Linked DNA regions of Homo sapiens: region 2 is linked to region 1. Evidence: read pairs that join two places in POLR2A ChIA-PET (ENCODE). Cell type or tissue: GM12878. All regions are shown on one strand.

Region 1 (2,500 bases):
TGGAGGTTGCAGTGAACCGAAATTGTACCACTGCACTCCAGTGTGAGAGATGGGAGTGAAACCCTGTCTCAAAAGAAAAAATTTATATATATGTATATATGTGTATATATATACATATATACATACACACACACACACACACACACACACACACGTAAAACCCTTAAAACAGTCCCTTACCCAGAGTAAGCACTCAATAAATATAAATCTACTTTGGTATTTTTCTACAAAATGTTCACCATGTACAATATTCCTTCCTGATAAAATCCAAAGTGAAGGCCAGGTACGGTGGCTCACATCTGTAATCCCAGCACTTTCGGAGGTCTAGGTGAGCCCAAGAATTAGAGACCAGCCTGGGCAACATGGTCCAAACCCATCTCTACAAAAATTAGACAGGTGGGGTGGTACACACCTGTGGTCCCAGCTCCTTGGGAGGCAGAGGTGGGAAAATCCCACCTGAGACTGGGATTGCAGCACCGCACTGTGTATGAGACGCTCCCCACAATAACAAATTATCCAGCCTCAGGCATCTATAATACCACCACGAGGCTGGGTATGATGGTTCACACCTGTAATCCCAGCACAGCAGAGTGAGACTCTGTCCCAACAACAACAAAAAATCCAAAGTGAAAGATTACCAGCTAGCAGGCACTGCTAGACTTAGAAACAACCCATACAAATGGGATACACCCTGGAGTTTATTACCACATTCTTTTGTATTTTTTCAATGTCGGTCACAATTCACAACCCACCAATGTTTTTATAAACCCAAGGGAAAGGAAGTTTAGAATGGAATGTAACTGCATTCCAAGTAAATAATTCTAGAATCTAAACTTCCAAAGGATGTAAGGAGAGTACACTAAGGAAGAGACGACCACAAGAGCTTAAAGCGACTAGAAGACACTTACAAGGAATTCAGAATCTTGAGGGGAGAAAGCCCACCTGCATATACATTTTTTATCTTTTTTCTTTTTTTTTTTTTGGTCACCCTGTCTCCCAGGCTGGAGTGCAGTGGTGTGTCAGTTCATCTAACTGCAACCTCCGCCTCCCAGCTTCAGGAGATTGTCCGGCCTCAGCCTCCCAAGCAGCTGGGACTACAGGCACCCACCATCATGTCCAGCTAATCTTTGTATTTTTAGTAGAGACAGGGTTTCACCATGTTGGCCAGGCTGTTCTCGAACTCCCTACCTCAAGTGATCCGCCTGCCTGGGCCTCCCAAACTGCTGGGATTACAGGAGTGAGCTACCACGCCCAGCCTGTGTATACATTTTAAAGGTATGCCTAGAACTGGATCTGCCATGACATTTAATATAGAAACATCCTCTTCCATCAAGCCTACAATTCCCCGTCAGCATCCTATCCCACTTTTGCTTCCAGAGGTCCTAACTCAAGCAGCTATTAAGACTAAAAAGGGAATTTAAAAATGGGACAGGCAATGGAAAGACCAAGGGTTAAAGTACACGAAGTGCTCCATCAGAAGATTTGAAAACACACGGAGATACTGCAAACATACAGAAACACATGCAAATTTGAAACACAGAGAGCTTTTAAAAATTAACTAGATCCTAGGGGCAGGGATGGACACTGGTATTTTTAGAAGCTCTCCACAGTCTGAAATGGGAATAAAAAGTAGAACCCATCTGACCTATAACCCAAAAAAGACAGGAAATAGAGGAAGTAGAGGAAACCCAAAACACACAAATCTTAAGACTATAGTTTAAGCAGACTTGCATGTTCGGCATTATGCTAAGACAAATATATAGTCCTATGGTTTAGACTGAACACTGAAAGCAAGCTACAGCCAATTAGACATTGGTTGTAAATATTACTGCTGTTACATTTATATCCATGGAGCAGTGCACCACAGTATTCAGTATTCATTCTCTAACAGCTTGAGAGGGGAAATGAGACAGAGGATAAACCAGGGTAATAATTATCAGCTTGGGGGAGTGGGGGTGGGTAGTTATCTACTCAGACTAACTGGCAAAAGCCGGGCTGTGATTCACACAAGAAGCTGTTGTAGTCCAGGAAGAGTCATATGCTCTCTCAAAAGGCTGGCTCTTCTCAAAAAAAAAAAAAAAAAAAAAAAATTCTAAGAGAGGATGAACTGTAAAACGCACCCAAGCTGACTAAATGAGGACTTGCCTCCTAAAATCATTCTCACAAATCTCTCCTGTAACTGGCCTAAACAAACTCTCCTGGTAGGCCAAGACAACCAGCGAGTTCCTCAGGGCCAACCTAGCTCCTGAAGAAGAACTTAGGATATGAAGGAGGGGTGCAAGAAAGTAAGATGAAACAAACAGTAAGAATAAAATAACCTTACTAAAAGCTTACATTTATTGAGCACTTTTAATGTGATGGGCTCTTTGCTAAGCATTTTATGGGCACTATATTATTTAATCTTCATGACCCAATGAAGATGACCATTATCTACATTTTTAAAATGAGAAAATTACAAGTCCAATCATAAGTGCTTCTTCACTGGCCTAAACTGGGAACA
Region 2 (2,500 bases), 1.3 Mb before region 1:
CATGAGTTTTCTAATTCCTCACAAATGTTAACAGAGCTGAGTAAAAATACCAATCCTATGTAAGAAGAAATCAAGGGTTATAAACATGAAGCAACTTGTCAGCCAGTATGTATTAGTGCCAGGATTCGAACCAGGTTCTCTCTGACCACAACATCTGTGCTTATACCTTAGGCTAGATTGCCATCCCTACGTAACTGGGATCACCAAATCTCTACTCTGGGCAAAGCAGTCATCATTCTAAAATAAGAATTTAAAAACCTGAAGAGACACTGTATAATAATTATTAGTGCATCACAATGGGAAATGGTAAAGAAAATTACAAAGGCTGATCAGAAAGTGATGCAATTCAAATATGCTAGGAAATAAGAAGCAATAATAAACAGAAGCAATCAAGAATATTCCAATGCTATGACGAAAACATTTGCTGTTGCCAATCAAATATCGAGGTATTCACAGCTTTCTAACATGTCACCCACCACAGTCTCATCCTCTATGTACACATATGTGCAACCTTGATCTATACCATTTGAAATTAGAGTCATTGAAAGTGAAAGTAAACAGTGTGCTCTGGAGCATCAAGGATCATGTAAAAAGCAGATGTGTTTCAACCCACCATTGAGCTATACTACCACCAGATTTTTTTTTTTAAGCTGATGAGAAAACTGTTTCAGTCTCTGGAGTTTAATGGTTACACTTGTGTGATACTGCAGTAGAATTAGGTCTGTCACATGCAACGATGTGAAACTTACATTTTGTGCATTAAAAAAAAAAAGAGAGACTTTAAGAGAGAGACTATTACAGTATCCTTTAGTTCCCCTAGGCATTAGCTCAAGGAATAAAATACACACCCCATTTATTCTCCTGAGGCACTCAGAGTACAGTAGGAGAAGCAGATAGCAAAGCAATTCCAACAGTGTTGTGTGATCTAGGAGGTGTTAAGAATGAGATGCTAATGCAGTACCTAGTTGATGCATTAATCCAGTGTGATAAAGGCTAGACCACAAAAAAATGTAACTAGAATGACAATGAAGGGACTGAGAAGCTGAATTTTGTAATTTGCTGATTATATGTGTTGGAGAGGAATAGGGAGCAGGCAGCAGCAGGTGTTTAAGTTGCCTAGATAGGCCAGAGGTAATATGGTGGAACCACCAATTAACACAGGGAAAGAGGAGCAAGAGCCATTTACAGAAGGTAAGGTGGAAGACTGATAAGTTATCAAAGTTGAGACACACTATATAGTCTAACTGGATATTCAAGGTGGGAGTTCAGAGCAAAATCTGAGATGGAAATGTGGAAGACAGGAACCGTCTCTCCTCAAACAAGTGTGTAAAGTGAAAAGCAAACAAGGCTGGGTGCTGAACCACAGGAATAATTAACTTTTAGTGGCAGCACAGAGGAAAGAGAGAGGAAGTTTCAAGGAGTAAGCAACAATTGCAAATGTTGCAGAAAAGTCAGCTGAGGGAAGCAGAGGTGCCCCCAACTTGTTTGGTTACTGGGAGGGCAGCAGACACCTCGGGGACACAGAAGCCAGGCTGTAATGAGCTGGGAAGCCAGAAAAGCAAGGTATGACAAGAGATAAGATAAAATAAACAACATTTAATTAAGATATGCTAATTTTTAATCAAATTTATAAATAAGTAGAAATTGTAAATAAGGTTCAGATATTAACCACAGATCCTCCAAAAATTTCAAAATTACCTGTTTCCCTTATATCATACTTTTCATGTCTTATTTTGATGGCTGGTAACCCTACCTAGGTCTGAAGAGAATCTAAGTTACACTTATAAGTTTAGGTGACAGATTACAAACTTTAGAATTAGAAAAGTTTAAGCTGTGATACCTTGTTTTTACTTTGAGACCAAAAAAAAAAAAATCTGTAAACCAGAGGCATGAATAAAAAATTTGTGGTTTATTTTTCTCCACTCTGTGTCACCTCATGAGGGGATCAGCACTTACCACAGCACAGCCTAATTAACTGTTGTCAAACAGAATTGAAGGTCAAATGGCTAATTAAAGATGGAGACATTACTAGAATCCAGATCTTTTGATCTGCCAGGTAATTTTCTTACAATGACAATTCAAAAGGTCATGTCTTACAACTGTAGTAAGCTCTGTAAAAACGTTATACTCAATATCACTAATTCTTAGGGAAATGTACATGGAAATTATGAGACACACTTTAAACTCACTAGAATGGCTATCAACAACAACAAAACAGAAAATGGCAAGTGTTGGCAAGACTCTAGAGAGATTGGAACCCTAGTGTGCTGTTGGTGGAAATGTAAAATGGTACAGCCGCTATGGAAAAATGATGTAGCAGTTCTTCAAGAAAATAACCATAGAATCATCACATAATCTAGCAATTCCACTTCTGGGTATCTGCCCAAAAGAAACGAAAGCAGGGACTTAAATAATTGTACACCGATGTTCCTAGCAGCACTATTTGCAATAGGCAAAAGAAGCAATTCAAGTGTCTACGAATGAACAAAATGCGATAAAT

The links. Peaks named below come from ENCODE experiments on the same cell type or tissue, not always from the same donor. Only the 100,000 strongest peaks of a DNase experiment are listed, where the experiment ranks them.
Region 2: POLR2A ChIA-PET joins it to region 1 with 6 read pairs; 2 of 35 experiments call an interaction of 5 or more read pairs at or near these places.

What each region holds. Positions count from the first base shown.
Region 1 is chr15:92,907,594-92,910,093 of GRCh38, reverse strand. The region is part of intron 2 of CHD2 (chromodomain helicase DNA binding protein 2); the gene reads right to left. Among named protein-coding and RNA genes, the nearest start is that of MIR3175, 4.4 kb to the right of the region's middle. In GM12878, no CTCF peak of the experiment used is centred here; no DNase peak of the experiment used is centred here; H3K4me3 peaks cover 1,304 bases; H3K27ac peaks cover 1,264 bases.
Region 2 is chr15:94,252,006-94,254,505 of GRCh38, reverse strand. The region is part of intron 1 of MCTP2 (multiple C2 and transmembrane domain containing 2); the gene reads right to left. Among named protein-coding and RNA genes, the nearest start is that of MCTP2, 22 kb to the right of the region's middle. In GM12878, no CTCF peak of the experiment used is centred here; no DNase peak of the experiment used is centred here.